2 separate regions of the Homo sapiens genome follow, and region 1 is linked to region 2. Evidence: read pairs that join two places in POLR2A ChIA-PET (ENCODE). Cell type or tissue: OCI-LY7. All regions are shown on one strand. Links, peaks and the distances in the headings refer to the core of each region. The heading gives the core; the rest is flanking DNA. Region 1 holds the start of PCDHGA12 (protocadherin gamma subfamily A, 12). Region 2 overlaps LOC105378198 (a long non-coding RNA gene).

The links. Peaks named below come from ENCODE experiments on the same cell type or tissue, not always from the same donor. Only the 100,000 strongest peaks of a DNase experiment are listed, where the experiment ranks them.
Region 1: POLR2A ChIA-PET joins it to region 2 with 10 read pairs; 2 of 35 experiments call an interaction of 5 or more read pairs at or near these places.

What each region holds. Positions count from the first base shown.
Region 1 is chr5:141,428,783-141,438,683 of GRCh38, reverse strand. The region is part of intron 1 of PCDHGA1 (protocadherin gamma subfamily A, 1); the gene reads right to left. All of the region lies in intron 1 of PCDHGA2 (protocadherin gamma subfamily A, 2), which reads right to left. The region is part of intron 1 of PCDHGA3 (protocadherin gamma subfamily A, 3); the gene reads right to left. The region is part of intron 1 of PCDHGB1 (protocadherin gamma subfamily B, 1); the gene reads right to left. It also overlaps PCDHGA4, PCDHGB2, PCDHGA5, PCDHGB3, PCDHGA6 and PCDHGA7, and 10 more genes. RefSeq lists an enhancer at 8,142-8,281. In OCI-LY7, for the core only: CTCF peaks have their summits at 7,977 and 8,176 (motif pointing left); a DNase peak (open chromatin) is centred at 8,153.
Region 2 is chr5:140,740,326-140,752,503 of GRCh38, reverse strand. All of the region lies in intron 3 of LOC105378198 (a long non-coding RNA gene), which reads right to left. Among named protein-coding and RNA genes, the nearest start is that of PCDHA1, 40 kb to the left of the region's middle. In OCI-LY7, for the core only: no CTCF peak of the experiment used is centred there; no DNase peak of the experiment used is centred there.

The DNA.
Region 1 (9,901 bases), core at 1,902-9,901, 690 kb before region 2:
ATCCCCTACTCCAAATATATATATACATATATGTGTGTGTGTGTGTGTATATATATATATATATATATATATATATATATATATATATATATGTATGTATGTATGTATGTATATCAGACAGCTGCCTCTTATTAGGGCTTAGATATAGAGGAAAAGTCCATGTAAAATAATTGGTTTTGCACTATGATTCTTTTTTCTCCAAGAGACCACTTTCCAATAATTGAACTCAAGCATTGTATTGAGTACTTAGAAGGTGTACAAACTACTGTGTGAAATACTTCAGAGAGTTAATGATGAACTAAGAAATTATATCTGCCCTCAATGACAATACACAGAGTAGATCCTTATATGACATGTATAAGAAAAATTATGGTGGTACCAACTTCTTTTACATACAGATTAAATTATTTTGTTTGATTCTATGGTCTCTTCAATGACAGTTTTTTAAAAACATTTTCCTGAACCAGAGCCCTTCCCATATGGTATCCAGAAGTCTCATCCTTTATAAAATATTTTTTCCAATTAGCTTTGCCATAGGCTGGCTATCTTTTGCCATTAATATTTTAGGAATGCATCCTAAACAGTATGCCCTGTTACTGGTAATTTTCCATTAAGTATGGTTTCTTAAAAGTGAACTCAAAGTGGTCGGGCATGGTGGCTCACACCTGTAATCTCAGCTATTTGGGAGGCTGAGGTGGGGTGGGTGCATCCCAAGATCAAGAGATCAAGACCATTCTGGCCAATATGGTGAAACCCCATCTCTACTAAAAATACAAAAATTAGCTGGGTGTGGTGGCGTGTGCCTGTAGTCCCAGCTACTCGGGAGGCTAAGGCAGGAGAATAGCATGAACCCAGGAGGCAGAGGTTGCAGTGAGCCAAGATAGTGCCACTGCACTCCAGCTTGGCGACAGATTGAGACTCTGTCTCAAAAAAAAAAAAAAAGGTGAACTCAAAGTGTAACATTAGAGGGTAACTGTGTCTCTTTCTTGAGATTTAGCCTCATCAGTTTGATCAACATCTCTTCGAAACTATGTGTTTGCTTTTCTGAACCTGACATCTTATATGGGGATAAAGCAGATTTTTACACCAGAACTATCCAATTCATGATCACAGCTATACTCTGTTACATGTCATAAAGAAAACTGATACAATTTGCTCATTTGTCATCAGCCTTATAATTCATTGAAAAGTGATCTACGAGATTAAATATGCTATAAAAGTATAGTATAGTCTCCTCAACATTCCTATGCTATTGCTGCTTCAAAAAGCATAATACTTCTGGAATGAAAGCAGTGGATGAATGTCTTCTGACTGATTACATTCCAATTTTAGGTACTATAAAACAGTGAAGCTACAAATTTTAAATTATAGCTGAACGCTTTAACTTGTTAGATGAAATGGATACATACACATCTGTCATACACATAAAAAGACAAGGAAAGTCCTTGACATAATTTTATGACTGGAATCAGAATAAATGTAAACACATCCAAACCCATTGCCCAGTTAGTCTCAGAAAACAATCAACACATATGTTAATTATGAATCCTAAATTATCAACAAGTGTCCTAAAAATCCTAAAGCTAAGCCGTTAGTTTCAATTCTTATATGGCCCAAACCAAATAATGATCACCAGCCTTCTGGTTTCGGTGATCCATTTTCTGGTGAAATTATCTAAGATCCCATTGAAGTAAACTGCTTCTTTAAAATAAGTTTCACAAGATCCTTGTTTAGATTTCACTATGGTTCAGACAAAGAAAAAGTAACACTCACAAAATTGTCTCATATAAAAATCTTTCCCCCATCTTTTATGGCCTAAAACTGTGGCTTCTCAATCAAGAATGTGCCTAGGCACTTAAGATTTTTAAACCAGCTGTCACAAAAATTTTAGAACAGTTTTATTTCCATCCACAAATCATTCCATTATACCATATGGAGAAGCACACAAAAATCATTATTATTTTTCCCAACAGAACATCGAGTGTGCTGGCATTGAAAATATAAATCCTTTTTTTGGTCAACCACTAAAAATGGCTACTGTTAATTAATTGCATGTTGTGAATCAGATTTTTGTTAGCCCTAGCCATCACCACGACCTTTCAAATTAGATATGATTATTCCTACTTTGCTGAAGCTCAAAGAGATTAAATAACTTGCTAAAGGTGACACAGTTAACAATTTACCTAATTGCAAAGCTGCTATCCTTCTATGATACATCTGAAAATTCAGAATCCTGGTATCAGGTAATCCCCAGAGTACATTATTTGTTTATCCATTCATTCAACAACTATTTAATAAAGCCTATTCAGCTTAAACTGGAAACATAGTTGATTGAAGTCACTGATATTTGAGATATGGTCTAACAGTCTTGACTATTCATGCTCTAACTCTCAATGATTTGTTCCTAAATCAAGTTAGGTGAGCAGAGGTCAGAATAATTAGACCATGTTAGCTTAGTTTCCCAAGTCATTTGTTTTCCTATTATGTCTTTCTTTCTATTTGACTATATATGAGAACTGTCCATATGATAAACATTTTGGTAGTTCATACAAGATGATGGAGGAGAGAGGTTTCATTGTCCTCTATTTCTCTCAATATTACCTATAGAACACTGTACTTATTAAATTCTATTTGAAAACTAATGTAAATACAAATTTAGTATTTTTAGATAAATTCAAATACTTTCTTTCAAAAAATCACACAAGTAGAACCACACACTCTATATTTTGCCCCCTTTTTTGGTCTCAGAAGCAGCAACTGCCGCATTTTAGAGCCCTTGGATGTCTTTCATTCTCTAAGGGGTTTCCAATCTCTTTTCTGGGTTTTAACTATTGTATCTTTCAAAGTAGATAGGCAGCAAACAAAGAAGAAAGAAAAAATAATTGGGACGTTATGTTTCCCTGCACCTTTACAGAATTCACCAAAAGAAATCAAGCAATGCTTTTCAAAGAGTAATACACTTTAGCATTCAGTGTCTGTAACCACTCTACAATAAGCATAAAGTTCTCAGAAAACACTTGGAATCTGTGCACGTTTCAGAAATTTTCCCATAGTTGTAAAAGTTATGGGGAATTTAATGTAAAAAGCAGGCGATATTACTGCAAATTTGCCCCAGTACTAAAAAAAGCACTCAAAACACATTTTGTTAATTCTGAATATTCCACAAAGTCATCATTAGTATCATTAGTGTAGGAAATGGGCAAAAGAAATGTCTAACTTGGAAACACATACAGATATCGTATTAATGAAATGCATAACAGAAGTGAAAAATAGTCTTTACCATTTTTCGTCATGGCAATACGGTATATTGTATATTTAAGTGATAAAATTTTAAATGCAGAAGAAATAAATTCACTATATTTGGAAGTTCATGAATGATTTAAAACCATGAAATGACTTGGGATACTGAGAAAGTATAAATGGACATATCCCTAATGGCCAGAAAGAATTACTGAACTTTGAAAGAAAGTAAATTCACTTTATGAATTTGCTAGCCATCTCAAGTGTAGTTAAAAGCCACTCTATTTACAAAAGTTTATCACAATTTTATTTATATTTTCCATTGAATTAGATTTCTCCCCCCTAGATAAACAGATCAGTTGTTATCAGACGGTCTACACAAAACTGCTGCATGGTCAATGGGAAAAAAATAAAAGTGGGAAAAGAGCATTATCATTGATAAATTCAGCTAGAAAATGATATAGAGTATTAACAAAGTAATTTTATAAATTGTTAATAAATTATATCTATTATATAAAATATATGTACATAAATAAGGTATGAGGGAAGGGGACTGGATTGTTGTTGGTATCTGTCACATATATATAAATTTATTGATGTCTGCTTTATAAATGCCAAGTGTACTAAGGGATATATTTCTCCAAGCTCAGAAAAAAAAATTTTTTTTTTTTTAGAAGTGTGAAGTGGGGAATCAGGGGTCTCATAGCCTTCAGAGCTGAGAGCCCTGAACAGAGATTTACCCACATATTTATTAACAGCAAGCCAGTCATTAGCATCATTTCTATAGATATTAGATTAACTAAAAGTATCCCTTATGGGAAACGAAGAGATGGGCGGAAATAAAGGGATGGATTGAGGTAGTTATCTGCAGCAGGGGCATGTCCTTAAGGCACAGATCACTCATGCTATTGTTTGTGGTTTAAGAACACCTTTAAGCAGTTTTCTGCCCTGGGCGGGCCAGGTGTTCCTTGCCCTCATTCCGGTAAACCCACTACCTTCCAGCATGGGCATTACGGCCATCATGAACATGTCACAGTGCTGCAGAGATTTTGTTTATGGCCAGTTTTGGGGCCAGTTTATGGCCAGATTTTGGGGGGCCTGTTCCCGACACAAAGAGACAAGCAGCAAGAGGAAGAAATGCAAGATCCTACAGGAAAAACAGAGAATACCTCTAATTTCCACCTCCCCCACAATGCCCAAGTCATCTAGTCCAGAAATCGTACTTTGTTTACACTGACAGAAGTAAGTACATTGGAATTACAAATCTTGGATATAATCCCAAGCTTGCTGTAACAGAAAGGACATAGAAATCAGCCTAAAGGGAGTCCCAAAGGCCAATCCTGGGACAATTTCAGCATCAAAATAAATAATTGATATTAACAGATTACAGGCCATTGAATAAAATAGAAAACCATGCTTCCAGAATCATAGAAACAAACATATATAGAGAATATAAAACTCTTCTTCAAGGTAGAAAGCCAATTAACAACTGTAGAAGAAACAATGGAATTATAAAATCTTCATTTGGAGGTGATTGTAATAAGTGATTAAAGCAAGTGTCATCAATGGATGAAACTAGAGGATAAAGTTTTTTTTTTTTTTTTTTGAGATAGAGTTTCACTCTTGTTGCCCAGGCTGGAGTGCAATGGCACAATCTCAGCTCATTGCAACCTCCACCTCCCAGGTTAAAGCAATTCTCCTGACTCAGCCTCCCAAGTAGCTGGGATTACAGACATGCACCACCACGCCCGGCTAATTTTGTATTTTTTTAGTATAGACGGGGTTTCTCCATGTTGGTCAGGCTGGTCTCAAACTCCCAACCTCAGGTGATCCACCCGCCTCGGCCTCCCAAAGTACTGGGATTACAGGCGTGAGCCACCGCGCCCAGCCAGAAAAGAATATCTGATAAGGGCGGGGCACTGTGGTTCACGCCTGTAATCCCAGCAGTTTGGGAGGGAGAAGCAGGAGGCTAGCCTGAGCCCAAGTTTCAGATCAGCCTGCTCAACATAGTGAGACTCCTGTCTGTACAAGAAAGTAATAGATAGATAGATAGATAGATAGATAGATAGATAGATAGATAGATAGGCAGACAGTAGGTGGCTTGCACCTGTAGTCCCTGTTACACCGGAGGCAAAGGTGGGATAATTGCTTGAGCCTAGGAGTTTGAGGCTGCAGTGAGCTATGATCGTACCGCTGCATTCCAGCTTGGGAGACAGAGCAATTAAAAAAAAAAAAGAAAGAAGATTTGATATAAACTCACCTCAATTAACCCATGACTGTCTTTAGAAAATACCGAATCACCTGACAGCAAAAGGGGCTCGCTTTTTTCAAAGCTCTCCTGGCTGACGAGCATGTCTGCATAGTTGGGCTGGGGGAAGATCAGGTGACTCTTCCGCGAGTCCGTGGTGAGGGAAACCTCGTGGGAATAGGTCTGCAGGAAAGCCTGCACCCCGTCCACGCCCACAAAGTGCGACGCCGGCGCTCCTGTCAAGCCGCCTCCTGAAGCCTGCAGCAGGCGTGACTTGTGCCAGCGCCGCAGCCTGAGCGCCAGCAGCAAGATGACGAAGGCCAGGAAGACGCAGGAGACCGCGGCCACCGCTACCACCAGGTACAGAGTGAGGTCTGAGGTTTCAGAGTTAGCTGGAGACTCGAGGCTGCCGAGGTCCGCCAGGACTTGGGGGATGCTGTCGGCCACGGCCACGGTGAGCGTGACAGTGGCGGAGAGAGGGGGCTGGCCGTGGTCCTGGACGGCCACTACGAGGCTCTGCTTGAGCGCGTCTCTGTCCAGCAGGGCTCGCGCCGTGCGCACCTCGCCCGTGTGCAGACCCACCGAGAAGAGTCCCGGCTCGCTGGCCTTGAGCAGACGGTAGGACAGCCAGGCGTTCTGGCCGGAGTCTCTGTCCACCGCCACCACCTTGGTCACCAGGTAGCCGGGCTCTGCGGAGCGGGGAGCCAGCTCCACGCCAGTGGAACCGTCCGTGGGGAGGGCGGGGTACAGGATCTCGGGCGCATTGTCGTTCTGGTCCAGCACGAACAGGCTCAACGACACGTTGCTGCTGAGGGGCGGGTGCCCGTTGTCCCGCGCCATCACTTTCACTTGCAAGTCTCGGAACTGCTCGTAGTCGAAGGAGCTCAGCGCATACAGTACCCCAGTGTCGGAGTTGATGGACACGTAGGACGATAGGCTTGCCCCTTGGATGGTGTTCTCAGCCAGGGAATAAGTGATCTGGGCGTTCTCTTCACAGTCGGGGTCGTGGGCGGTCACAGAGACGAGGGAAACTCCTCTGGGATTGTTCTCTGGGATATAAGCGGAATAGGAGGCCTGAGGGAAGACCGGCGGGTTGTCGTTGGTGTCTGCCACGTTCAGCGAGATATGAGTTTCCGTGGATAGGGGCGGGGTTCCCCGGTCAGTGGCGGTCACTGTGATGTTGTAGCTAGGAACCTGTTCCCTATCCAAGACTATGTCTGTGACTAAACTATAGTAATTTCCGTAAGATTTTTCTAATTTAAAGGGCAGATTTCCTTGGATGAAACAGATCACCTGTCCGTTTTCCTCAGAATCTTGGTCATTTACATTTAAAAGGGCAATTAATGTCCCTCTGGGAGAGTTTTCGGGAACCGAGCTGGCGAGAGAGGTGAGGACCACTTCTGGGGCATTGTCGTTCACGTCCAGAACAGTGATCAGGACTTTGGCTCGCGCAGAATATCCTGCATTATCCATTGCTTGCACTTCCATCTGGTAGAATCCTGACTCCTCGTGGTCCAACTCCCCTATTGTTGATATTGTCCCTGAATTACAATCTAGTTTGAAAACTTGGGCCGCCTTGTCGTCCACATACCGGAAGGAATACCTCACTTCCGCATTGACTCCTTCGTCAGGGTCGGTAGCGTTGACTACAAGCAGCTGCGTGCCCAAGGCCAGATTCTCCGGAACGCTCGCGCGGTACTCGGGCTGAGCAAACGCTGGTGCGTTGTCGTTCGCATCCAGAACCATCACGCGGATGCGCGCGGTGCCTGTGCGCACCGGGTCGCCCCCGTCGGAGGCCGTAAGGACCAGGTGGTGAGCAGCCTTTTCTTCGCGGTCCAGGGCGCGTTTCAGCACCAATTCGGGGTACTTACTACCGTCGGCTCCATTTTGCACGATGAGGGAGAAGTGAGTGTTCGGGCTGAGCTCGTAGCTCTGCAGAGAGTTCTTCCCGATATCCGGATCCCAGGCGTGGGGTAGAGGGAACCGCATCTCAGTGGCTGCATTTTCACTAATTTTTATTTCTAATTCACTTTCACGAAAGTAAGGCGCATTGTCGTTAATGTCCCTTACTTCTACTTCTACTCCATATATTTTCACTTTATCCTCCATCAGAATGTCTAGATTTAATTGACACTTGATGGCCCCCATACAGAGCTCCTCCCGGTCTATCCTGCCCGCCGTGACCAAGCTGCCGCTGCGCGGATTCAGGGCGAAAAGCTGCGTCCTACCTCTGGGGATGATGCGGACTCCGCGCTCCGCGAGCTCCCGGGGCTCCAGCCCCAGGTCCCTGGAGATGTCGCCCACCCTAGAGCCTTTCTCCAGCTCTTCCGGAACTGAATAGCGTATCTGGGTGCATCCGGTCTCCCACAGAGTCCCCAGGAGGATTCCCAGCAGGACAAGCCCTTTGTAGTCCCGGTGCAGTCGCGCAGGAATCATTCTTATCTTCCTCCAGAATTATTTTCAATTCTGCCCTTAACCACTGAAGTCAGGAGCAGTTCCTTCGCCCATAGAATGGGACAGTTGGGAAGTCAGAGCTCCTCCGTTGTTTCCACATACTCCCAGGGATGGTTCATTCCTAGCTATCTGCTTTGTGCTTCAGGCGCGTGCAAGGCGAGCAGGATCTCCGCTTTTCTCTCCCCGATTGGTGAACAGCGGCGCTCAGAGTCCTAACCAATTACTGCACAATCTTGAACTCCCAGAAAGGATATTTCGTTTTTATATCTTAAATAGCTCCACCTACTGTTCTTCAAAAGGGGATGGAAATCTACCGTATTCGCTTTAATAGAAACTTTAGTGAGCTTTTTTTTTTTTTCCCAATGAGCTTTTTTTTCCCCAATGAGCTTTTAAATGAATTGGAAGTTTCTATAAACAATGATTTTAATCTTATAATGTTAGTGCATCTGCTTTGAGATTACTGTTCCCCCAACACACCTATTATGGAGATGTCTCCCTAGGAGTTTCTCTTTTTGACAAATCATATAATATAATAATTTAAACTTTCTGATTCAGCTATAATTTGGGGAAAATATTTTTAAATAGATTCCTTGAATGATCCTGAATGGAAGGATTACTTTACCAGGTTGTTGACATGTAACGCTTAAAAATCAAATTTTCATGATATTATGGAAACCTAAAAATGATATGTGATTGTATACATTATCAGAATCACACTTAACAAGAACCCAAGTGAAAAAGAAACATTAATATTTTTAGCATAAAGTAGAAGCATTCCAACTTGCATTGACTGGAAATAATGGAAGTACTCCAGAATTCTATTAATACATTATATTTCAAAAATATTTATTGTTCAGGAAACTTAGTAAAAGAAAATTGGTAGTCCAAAGAATGTTACAGACTTACCTTTTCCTGGGTAACTGACCTAATTGTAATTACTGAGAATTACTGGTAATACTTTTGGAAGCCCATCAAAATATAGGGAAAAAATTCTCCCTAAGAAATAACTGGCTACGTACTTTCATGAGCGTAAATATTTATACTGTAAAGATATTTGCTAGGCATAAAATAAAATAATATATTTTAAATTGGGAAGAAATATATAGGTAGCTGTGAGAAAATATCAGACATAAAATTGAGTTTACTTGAATTACAAGAATCAAAAGTAAATGTAACTGAATATTATCAAATCATTACCATGTTCTTATTTTTTTAAGCTTTTTTCTCTGCCAGGCACAGTTTCAGGCAACTGTAGTCTCAGCTACTCTGGAGATTGAGGTGGGAGGATTACTGTAGCCCAAGAGTTTGAGTCCAGCCTGGGCAACATAATGAGACCTTAATCTCAATTTTTTTTAAAAAAAAAACACATTTTCTCCATTTTCTCATGCATTTTCTTCAAAATTTATAGTTAATGGATTAAAGAAAAAGCCTTATATACTCAAATATTGATGTCCCAAGAAACATCACAGGAAAAAAATTTATTCCTCAATTAAAATATCTCAATGACAGCAGTATCATAATACCCACTTTTCACACGTGTGTGTGTGTGTGTGTGTGTGTGTGTGTGTGTGTATAAACAATGTCTCCGGGCCGGGTGCAGTGGCTCACGCCTATAATCCCAGCACTTTGGGAGGCCGAGGCGGGCAGATCACGAGGTCAGGAAATCGAGACCATCCTGGCTAACACGGTGAAACCCCGTCTGTACTAAAAATGCAAAAAATTAGCCGGGCGTGGTGGCGGGCGCCTGTAGTCCCAGCTACCCGGGAGGCTGAGGCGGGAGAATGGCCAGAACCCGGAAGGCAGAGCTTGCAGTGAGCCGAGATCATGCCACTGCACTCCAGCCTGGACCACAGAGCGAGACTCCGTCCAAAAAAAAAAAAAGTCTCCCGTAAAAATGGTGAAAATGTTTCAAAAATACATGAAAGCTAATAATGAAGTTACTGGCCCACACAGAAAGGA
Region 2 (12,178 bases), core at 2,233-10,232:
GTATTAATAGCAGAACAGGCCAAGCTGAGGAAAGAATGTCAGAGCTTAAAGACTAGCTTTCTGAAATAAGACAGTCAGACAGTAATCAATAAAAAAAGAATGAAAAGGAAGACGAAGACCTCTAAGAAATATGGGGTTATGTAAAGAAACCAAAGCTATGATGTATTGGTGTCCCTGAAAGAGATGGGAAGAATGGAACCAACTTGGAAAACATATTTCAGGATATCATCCATGAGAACTTCCCCAACCTAACTAGAGAGGCCAACATTCAAATTCAGGAAATGAGAGAACCCCAATAAAGATAGTTCATAAGAAGATAATCCCCAAAACACATAATCATCATATTCCCCAAGGTTGAAGTGAAAGAAAAGATGTTAAAAGCAGTTAGAGAAAAAGGTCAGGTCACCTACAAAGGGAAGCCCATAAGACTAACAGTGGACCTCTTAGCAGAAACCCTACAAGCCAGAAGAGATTGGGAGCCAATATTCAACATCCTTAAAGAAAAGAAATTCCAACCAAGAATATCATATCCACCTAAACTAAGCTTCATAAGCGAAACATAAGTAAGATCCTTTACATACAAGCAAATGCTAAGGGAATTCGTTACCACCAGACCTGCCTTACAAGAGCTCCTGAAGGAAGCACTAAATATGGAAAAGAAAGACCATTACCAACCACTACAAAAACACACTCATGTACACAGGCCAGTAACATTGTAAAGCAACCACACAAACAAGTATCTATAATAACCAGCTAACATGATGACAGGATCAAATCCACACATATCAATACTAACCTTGAATATAAATGGGCTAAATGCCCCAATTGAAGGAACAGAGTGGCAAGCTGGATAAAAAAGCAATACCTAAAGGTATGCTGTCTTCATCTGACCATCTCACACACAATAACATCCGTAGGCTCAAAATAAAGAGATGGAGGAAAATCTACCAAGCAAATGGAATCAGATAAAAGCAGGGGTTACAGTCCTAATCTCATACAAAACAGACTTTAAACCAACAAAGATCAAAAAAGACAAAGAAAGGCGTTATATTTTGGTAAAAGATTCAATAAGAAGATCTACCCAAATATGTATGCACACAACACAGGAGCATCCAGATTCATAAAGCAAGTTCTTAGGGACCTTCAAAGAGACTCAGACTCCCACACAATAATAGTGAGAGACTTCAACACCCCGCTGACAGTACTAGACTAAGCATCAAGTCAGAAAATTAACAAAGCTATTCAGGACCTGAACTCAGCACTGGATCAAATGGACCTGATAGACATCTAAGGAACTCTCCATCCAAAAACAACAGAATATACATTCTTCTCATTGTCACATGGCACGTACTCTAAAATCAACCATACAATTAGATGTAAACCAATCCTCAGCAAATGCAAAAGAACTGACATTATACCAACTACTCTTATACCAACCACAATGCAATAAAATTAGAAATGAAGACTAAGAAACTAGCTCAAAACCATACAATTTCATGAAAATTAAACAAACTGCTCATAAATGACTTTTGGTTAAATAATGAAATTAAGGCAGAAATCAAGATGTTCTTTGAAACCAAAGAGAACAAAGTTACAGCATACCAGAATCTCTGGGACACAGCTAGGCAGTGTTAAGAGGAAAATTTATAGCACTAAATGCCCACATCAAAAAGTTAGACAGGTCTTGGCTGGGCACAGTGGTCCATGCCTGCAACTCCAGCACTTTGGGAGGCTGAGGCGGGTGGATTACTTGAGGTCAGGTATTTGAGACCAGCCTGGCTAACATGACAAAACCCTATCCCTACTAAAAATACAAAAATTAGCCGGGCATGGTGGTGTGAGCCTGTAATCCCAGCTACTCAGGAAGCTGAGGCATGAGAATCACACGAACTCGGGAGGTGGAGGTTGCAGTGAGCCAAGACTGCCATTGCACTCCAGCCTGGGTGACAGAGTGAGACTCCAACTCAAAAAAAAAAAAAAAAAAAAGAACTACAGTACTAGGAGCAAACCAACCCCAAAACTAGCAGAAAACAAGAAGTAACCAAAATCAGAGTTGAACTGAAGGATATTGAGACACAAAAAACCATTCAAAAGATCATTGAATAAACAACAAGAAAAGAACAATGAATCCAGAAGTTGGCTTTTTTGAAAAAATTAATAAGACAGGCCACTAGCTTGACTAATAAAGAAGAAAAGAGAGAAGATCCAAATAAACACAATTAGAAAGGACAAAGCGGGTATTACCACTGACCCCCCAGAAATACAAATAACCATCAGAGAATATTATGAATGCCTCTATGCACACAAACTAGAAAATCTAGAAGAAATGGATATATTCCTGGATATATACACCCTCCCAAGAATGAACCAGGAAGAAACTGAATCCCTGAACAGACTAATTATGAGCTCTGAAATTGAATCAGTAATAAGTACCCTATCCAAAAACAATCCCAAGACCAGATGGATTCACAGCTGAACTCTACCAGAAGTACAAACAAGAGCTGGTACTATTCCTACTGAAACTATTCCAAAAAATTGAGGAGGAGGGATTTCTCCCTAACTCATTCTAAGAGGCCAGCATCATTCTGATACCAAAACCTGGCAGAGACACACACACACAAAAAGAAAACTTCAGCACAATATCTGTGATGAGCATCAGTGCAAAACTCCTCAACAAAATACTGGCAAACTGAATCCAGTAGCATATCAGAAAGTTTATCCACCATGACCAAATAGGCTTTATTCCTAGGATGCAAGGTTGGTTCAACACATGAAAATCAATAAATGTGATTCATCACATAAACAGAACTAAAGACAAAAACCACATGATTATTTCAATAGATGCAAAAAAGGTGATAAATTTCAACTCAACTGTATGCTAAAAGCTCTCAGTAAACTAGGTAGTGAAGAAACATATCTCAAATAATAAGAGCCATCTATGACAAACCCACAGCCAACATCATACTGAATGGGCAAAATCTGGAAGCATTCCTCTTGAGAACTGGCACAAGACAAGGATGTCCTCTCTCCCCACTTCTTTTCAAAATAGTATTGGAAGTCCTGGCCAGGGCAATCAGGCAAGAGAAAGAAATAAAAGGCATCCAAATAGGAAGAGAAGAAGTCAAAACTATCCCTGTTGCAGATGACATGATCCAGTATCTAGAAAACCCCATAGTCTAGGCACAAAAGCTCCTTCAGCTGATAACTTCAGCAAAGTTTCAGGATACAAAATCAATGTACAAGAATCACTAGCATTCCTATACACCAACAACAGCCAAGCAAAGAGCCAAATCAGGAATGCAGTCCCATTCACAATTGCCACAAAAAGAATAAAATACCCAGAAATGCAGCTAACCAGTGAGGTGAAAGATCTCTACAAGGAGAACTATAAAACACTGCTCAAAGAAATCAGAGATGACACAAACAAATGGAAAAACATACCATGGTCATGCTCATGGATAGGAAGAATCAATATCATTAAAATGGCCACACTGCCCAAAGCATTTTATAGACTGAATGCTATTTCTATCAACTACCAATGACATTGTTCACAGAACTAGAAAAAAAACTATTTTAAAATTCATATGGAACCAAAAAAGAGGCTGAATAGCCAAGGCAATCCCAAGCAAAAAGAACAAAGCAGGAAGCATCACACTTCTTGACTTCAGACTATACTACAGGGCTATAGTAACCAAAACAGCATGGAACTGGTACAAAAACAGACACATAGACCGATGGAACATAACAGAGAGCACAGAAATAAGGCCACACACCTACAACCATCTGATCTTCGACAAAGCTGACAAAAGCAAGCAATGGGAAAAGCTGAGAAAAACAAGCAATTCAACAAATGATGCTGGGATAACTGGCTAGCCATATGCAAAAGATTGAAACTGGACCCCTTCCTTACACCATATACAAAAATCAACTCAAGATGGATTAAAGACTTAAATGTAAAACCCAAAACTATAAACTAGAAGATAACCTAGGCAAAACTATTCTGGATGGAGGAACTGGCAAAGATTTCATGACAAAGATGCCAAAAACATTCACAAAAAAAGCAAAACTTGGCCAATGGGATCTAATTAAAGAACCTCTGCACAGCAAAAGAAACTATTAACAGAGTAAACAGACAACATACAGGATGGCAGAAAATTTTTGCAAACTATACATCTGATAAAGGTCTAATATCCATCATCTATAAGGAACTTAAATTTACAAGAGAAAAAAACACCATTAAAAAGTGGACAAAGGACATGAATGGACACCTTTTAAAGGAAGATATACATATGGCCAGCAAGCATATGAAAAAAAGCTCAACATCACTGATCATTAGAGAAATGCAAATTAAAGCCACAATGAGATACCATCTCACACAAGTCAGAATGGTTATTACTAAAAAGTCAAACAATAGGCCAGACGCAGTGGCTCATGCCTGTAATCCCAGCACTTTGGGAGGCCCCAAGGAGGGAGGATCACTTGAGCCCAGGAGTTTGAGACCAGCCTGGACAACATGGCAAGACCCCATCTGTATAAAAAAAATACAAAAATTAGCCAGTGTGGTGGCACCCGCCTACAGTCCCAGCTACTCAGAAGGCTGAGGCAGGAGGATCACTTGAGTCTGGGAGGTCAAGGCTGCAGTGAGCTGTGATCATGCCACTGCACTCCAGCCTGGAAACAGAATGAGACCCTGTCTTAAAAAAAAAAAAAAGTGAAAAAATAACAAATGCTGGTGAGATTGCAGAGAAGACAGAACACTTACACACTGTTGGTAGAAGTGTAAATTAGTTCAATCATTGTGGAAAACAGTGTAGTAATTCCTCAAAGAGCTAAAAACAGAACTACCATTTGACCCAGCAATCCCTTTACTGGGTATATACCCAAAGGAATATAAATTGTTCTATCATAAAGACACATGCATATTTACTGCAGAACTACTCACAATAGCAAAGACATGGAATCAACCTAAATGCTCATCAATGGTAGACTGGATAAAGAAAATGTAGTACATATACACACCATGGAATACTATGCAGCCATAAAAAACAATGAAATCATATTTTTGCAGGAACATGGATGGAGCTGGAGCCCATTATCCTTAGCAAACTTATGCAGGAATGGAGAATCAAATACTGCATGTTCCTACTTCTAAGTGGGAGCTAAATGATGAGAACATATGGGCACATAGAGGTGAACAAAAGACACCGGGATTTACAGGAGGAGGGAGAGGATCAGGAAAATTAACTAATGAGTTCTAGGCTTAATATCTGGGTGACGAAATAATCTGTACAATAAACCCCTGTGACAAAAGTTTGCCTACATAACAAACCTGCATTGTATCCCTGGACTTAAAATATAAGCTAAAAAAAGATGTTGTAAATTTATAGTATTGATAAATACAGTACAGTACTGTAAATGTATAAAACAAAAACAAAAAAGAAGAGCTTTAAACATATTATAACTTGCTTAATTTCATCCATAACAAGAATACAAATTAAAACCACATTGAGACATCATTTTTCATCAATCCGATGAACAAACATTTAGAAAAATTGACAATAGGCTCTATTAATAAGGTTGTGGAAAAGTAGGCATTCTCATGTATTGTTTGTAGGAGTGAAAAACATGGTAGAACCACAATGGAGGTAATTTGGCAATATCTTCAAAGAATGATGAATGCATTTGTCTTTTGAACTAGCAATTCCATCTTTAAAAATTTAAATATACACCTTCACAAATATTAAACATTATATACACCAAGTTATTTATTGTGACATCATTTATAATAAAATAACTGGAAAACAACCCAATGGTAATCAGCTGAGACTGAATGAAATATGATGAATCTACTGAACAGTGTCAATGGTGTACAATATAATTGTTAAAAAAAAATGAGAGGCCGGGCGCGGTGGCTCACTCCTGTAAACCCAGCACTTTGGGAGGCCGAGGAAAGCAATCACGAGCTCAGGAGTTCAAGACCACACCAGCCTGACCAAGATGGTGAACCCCGTCTCTACTAAAAATACAAAAATTAGCCGGGCATGGTGGTGCGCATCTGTAGTCCCAGCTACTTGGGAGGCTGAGGCAGAAGAATTGCTTGAACCCGGGAGGCAGAGGTTGCAGTGAGCCGAGATCACACCACTGCACTCCAGCCAGGGTGACAGAGAGAAACTCCCTCTCAACAACAACAACAACAAAAAGTCTTAGCCGGGCGCGGTGGCTCACACCAGTAATCCCAGCACTTTGGGAGGCCAAGGCAGGTGGATCACAACGTCAGGAGCTCGAGACAAGCCTGACCAACATGGTGATACCCTGTCTCTACTAAAAATACAAAAATTAGCCAGGCATGGTGGTGGGCGCCTGTAATCCCAGCTACTCAGGAGGCTGAGGCAGGAGAATTGCTTGAACCCAGGAGGCGGAGGTTGCAGTGAGCCAAGATGGTGCCACTGCACTCCAGCCTGGGCGACAGAGCGAGACTCCATCTAAAAAAAAAAAAATACTTAGGCCAGGCACGGTGGCTCATGCCTATAATCCCAGCACTTTGGGAGGCCGAGGCAGGCAGATCACGAGGTCAGGAGTTCAAGACCAGCCTGGCCAACATGGTGAAACCTTGTCTCTACTAAAGATACAAAAAATTAGCCAGGCATGGTGACGTGCACCTGTAATCCCAGCTACTCAGGAGGCTGAGGCAGGAGAGTTGCTTGATCCCGGGAGGTGGAGGTTGCAATGAGCCAAGGTCGCACCATTCCACTCCAGCGTGGGTGACAGGGCGAGATTCCATCTCAAAAAAAAAAAAAAAGTCTTATCTGAGATTCTTTATGGAACAGAGTTCCATCAAAACCAATTAAAAGAAGCCTATGTGGCAAATAATTATTCTTGCTGCACTTTAAACAAATAATTAGGCCAAGTATATTAAAGCAAATTGGTCTTACCATGATTTGTCTTTAGTAAAAATGGGAGACTGGAGAGAGAAAAAATATGTTTCAGGAACTATGGTACACCTTTTGTCAGATTTTAGTCTCATCAGTTGTTTTTGAGTTTTTTGTCTGCAATTTAGACTGCTTATTCCTGTAAACCAACCAGTGGTGTCTGGCTGATAGAAGAAACAAGAAGGATAGGTGATATAAAAATGTGGATCAATATTCTAATTCTGGGCATGTATTGAAATCAGCTAGTGACTCCATATTAGCTCAGTTCCAACAGTTGCCTAGCTTATGGAAAGCCTTCTTATTTAGTTTACTTGAGATAACTTTACTTATTTTGCTTTACTTTTGTGGAATATATTGGTGTTGTGCTCTTTGCATAGGAATGCAGAACAAGCTTACTCAATGTTTTCCCAAATTAAACACTTATTAATCTTCCAGATGTCACCTTTTATCAGTACTCAGGGTTATGAATGGTGCTTGACATACTGATGCTTTCTGATTGAGCTACTCTCTACCCTGAATACAAGAGACCCTAATAATTAGGCAGGAATATCATTGCCCCTATTCAGCCTGAAAAAGTTACAAAACATGGATCTTCATCCTGCTACAACCCTTAGGATTAAGAGTTTTCTTATAAAAGGGAGGGAGGGGCCAGGTGCAGTGGCTCACACCTATAATCCCAACACTTTGGGAGACTGAGGCCAGTGGATCACTTGCGGTCAGGAGTTCGAGACCAGCCTGACCAACGTGGTGAAACCCCGTCTCTACTAAAAATACAAAATTAGCTGGACATGGTGGCACACACCTGTAATTTCAGCTACTTGGGAGGCTGAGGCAGGAGAATCACTTGAACCTGAGAGGCAGAGGTTTCAGTGAGCTGAGATCATGCCATTGCACTCCAGCCTGGGCAAAAAGAGCAAAACTCTGTCTCCAAATTAAATAAATAAGTAAATAAATAAATGGGAGGGAGGAAGTCTGTCAGAGGCCTTTGAATCAGAGCAACTCCATCTTGAATGGAGGCTGGGTAAAATAGGGCTGAGACCTACTGGGTTGCATTCCCAGTCACATTCTAAGTCACAGGATGAGATAGGAGGTCGGCACAAGATACAGGTCACAAAGACCATGTTAATAAAGCAGCGTGTGGTAAAGAAGCCAGCCAAATCCCACCAAAACCAAGATGGCGAAGAACGTGACCTTTGGTCATCCTCACTGCTCATTATATACTAATTATAATGCATTAGCATGCTAAAAGACACTCCCACTAGTGCCATGACAGTTTACAAACGCCATGGTAACATCAGGAAGTTACTCTATATGGTCTAAAACTAGGAGAAACCCTCAGTTCTGGGAATTGCCCACCCCTTTTCCAGAAAACTCATGAATAATCCACCCCTTGTTTAGCATACAATCAAGAAATAGCCATAAAAATAGGCAACCAGCAGCCTTCGGGGCTGCTCAGCCTGGGGGATAGCCATTCTTTATTCCTTTACTTTCTTAGTAAACTTGCTTTCACCTAAAAAAAATACCCAACATCAATTATCATTAGAAAAATGCAAATTAAAACCATATAAATATCATCTCACACCAGAAAGAGAGGGAAAATAAGTGTTGGAAGGGGTGTGCAGAAATTGGAACCTTTGTGCACTATTAATGGGAATGTAAAATGGTGCAGCCTTTTTAGAAAACAGTAAGGCAGTTTCTCAGAAAATTAAAAATAGAATTACCGGCAGGGCACGGTGGCTCACGCTTGTAATCCCAGCACTTTGGGAGGCTGAGGCCAGTGGATCATGAGGTCAGGAGCTCGAGACCAGCCTGACTAACATGGTAAAATGCCATCTCTACTAAAAATACAAAAATTAGCTGGGCATGGTGGTGTGCGCCTGTAATACCAGCTACTAGGGAGGCTGAGGCAGGAGAATCGCTTGAACCCGGGAGGCGGAGGTCGCAGTGAGCGGAGATCATCCCATCACACTACAAAATGACAAATACTATATGATTCCACTGATATGAGGTCCCTAGAGTAGTCAGATTCACAGAGACAGAAAACAGAATGGTGGTTGTCAGGAGCTGGAGGATGGAAAATGGGAAGTTGTTGTTTAATGGGCATAGAGTTTCAGTTTTGCAAGAAGACAGCCCTGAAGATTGACTGCCCAACAATGTGAATGTGCCTAACATTACTGAACTGTACACTTAAAAATGGTTAAGATGGTAAATTTTATATTATGGATTTTACCACAGCTTTTTAAAATTATTTTAAAACTGGCTGTCACAAAAAGGAAAAGAATATCAGGTGAGATTGGTCTAGATTAAAGAGACTGGAGAGATGTCATGACAACTAAAAGCAATGCATGATCTATAATTGGTTCCTGACTTTAAAAAATATTATATATATATATATTATATATGTATATATGTATGAGTCCAATTGTCCAACCAAGTACCAAATGTCATTCTTCATTTCTTGCAGGCACTCACATTCTCCACAGAGGCCTACTGAATTCTTTCTCATCACATGGCTCCCTAGATGAAAGGAAAGGTCTCACACTGTGACAACCTTCCCCCAACCCACTATCAAGGATTCTGACAACTATCCCTTTCCCTAGTACCGTCTTTATACAAACTGGGGATTGGGGAAAGGTAAGGGGGTGATATCGTGATTGGTTATCAGAAAGCTGGCTTGGCCACTAACTCTTGGCAATCAGGTGGAAGCTACTCTTAGAATTACTTCTTTCTGTTTTCAGCATAGCTCAAATTCCTGGGCAAAAGAAAAACTCTTAACCAGATGGGGCAGCTCATGCCTGCAATCCCAACATTTTGGAAGGCCAAGGCGAGAGGATTGCTTGAGCTCAGGAGTTTGAGACTAACCTGGGCAACAGAGTGAGATGCCCTCTGTACAAAAACTTCTTAAAAATTAGCCAGGTATGGTGGCATGTGCCTGTAGTCCCAGCTACTCGGGAGGCTGAGGTGGGAGGATGGTTTGGGCCTGGGAAGTTGAGGCTGCAGTGAGCTGTGATTGTGTCATTGCACTCAGATCTGGGCAACAGAGTAAGATGCTATCTCAGAAAAAGAGGGGAAATCCCTTGCATATTATCCTTTTACTTATTATGACAATTATTATTCTCTTTTCCCTTGTTTTGCTTTTTCAGGCTGGTCAACTATCTGTTCATTTGCTCTCTTCTGTATATGGGTGTAGGGGCATGGCTCTGCCACGTTGACCTGCCAACCTTATATGTACTCACATAGGCCATACAGGCAAGGCTTAACCATAATTAATCAAAGTCTTGGCGGACATTCTGTGATCCTTGGGGAACAGGCTTATGAGGAACTACCACAAGGCCACTTTCAACTCATCTTTTTATCTTCTTGGGAGGCTGTCATGAGGCAGTTCTTATCACTTCCCAGGTTCTGATAAGGTATGAGGCATTCTGCCTCATCTTTCTTAGGGCAGAACTGCAAGCCATAAACTTCTTAGTTGCAAATGGACTCAGCTCCTCAGCAACAGGGTGTCTCATTACTCAGGTTGCCATCCCCTTTTGTATTGGTGCTGTCCTGTGGGAGAGCTGGAAATTCTGCTTATTTCCTTTTGTGTCTATGTAAGTAATAAACTGTCTGAATCAAACAAGGACTGCTGTTTCTTTACTAATCAAAGCTGCTAGGATTTGCCTGAGAATGGGTTCTTATTTTTCCTTGAAGTTCTGTTTCAAAATAGTTTCTTTTTCAAACCTTGTCAACTTGTCTTGGCAACCAGGGATTTGGTTCATATCTGGGAGAGATGACAGTAGTGAGAAGCTGCTCAGAGGAACTGTGGGGATCTGGAAATTTGGTGAAGAGCAGATTTACTCATGGAGTAGGTCTCAAAAGACTCTTACCAAGGCTAACCTCCAGAGTTTCTGTCCCAACCTTAAACCTCTTCAGCTCCTGACCCAGCCTAGTCTTCTCAGGAATCCATGCCGTTTTAGACCCCTCCTTGAAAAAGGGCTCTCTCCCATCTCCAAGAAAATGATAAGCTTGGTGGGGACATACATAGAGGACTAAAGAGGGTCCATGGACATCAAACCTGCCCCCAAAACACAGACAGGAAGAAGCATGCAAATATATCACTGAGATAATGCAGAAAGTAGATTGAATTTGGAGTTCCTTGACAGATAAGTGTCATGAGTTGGTATACCCTGGGCAGTAGGGTCAGCCTAGGCCTGAATGGTTCAAGAACGATGCTGAGTTTTAAGTTTCCTTCTACCCACCACAACTTCCAGACCAGGACACACAAACTTGGGAAGCCCCCATTTGAGGATGCACACCACTGAGAGAAACCCATGTCTTCCTTTCCCTAAAAACTGTTCCCCCAGCTGTGTCTAGGCTCACTCTCCCTCCTCCCACTCAGTGGCTACCTGCCACAAGTCTTGGACCAGCCTCAGTGCTTCCCAGATGACCAAACCGGGGTCATTTTAGCTCAAATCAACTTTCACAGCCAGTACATGAGTCAGACCCATGAAATCCTCCCAAACTGCCAAATGCCAGCCTTGGGTCTTTAAAGCTACCAGAGCTTCATTGTTACCTGGTTACTAGGTAATAACCCACAACAATTACTCCTCTCTGGATCTGGGCCTAAACATTCTGGTATCTTATAGCTCTTTTGTATTAATACTTTCTCTGATTACCTGAAATGATATACCACATAGAAAACTGTACTAAGAGTTATTGAAGAATGTGCAAAAAATTAACAAGAGGTCCAAGGAAAACTAAGCACATGAAGAAAAGTCAAGCATTAACTTCAGGAAAAGTAGAAAGAAGAAAAGGAGACAATCATGGTATATGACCATGTTCTGCTGGGAATTATATTTTGCAAAGGCATAAAAATGTTAACATGAATATTCATCTAACAAAGAATTGTTAGGGCCAGGCACAGTGGCTCACACCTATAATCCCAACACTTTGGGAGGCCGAGGTAGGAGGATGGCTTGAGCCCAGGAGTTCGAGATCATCCCATGCAACACAGTGAGACCTCATCGCGACTAAAAATAAAAAATTAGCTGGGCGTGTGGTATGTGCCTGTGGTCCCAGATTCTTGAGAGGTTGAGGCAGGAGGATCGCTTGAGCCCAGGAGGTGGAAGCTGCAGTGAGCCATGATCGCACCACTGCATTCCAGCCTGGGTGAGAGAGCAAGAGCCTGTCTCAATAAAAGAAAAAGAAAGAAAAGAAAAATTAAGTCATTTCAATCATATACAAACTATCCTAATTAATAAGAAGGAACA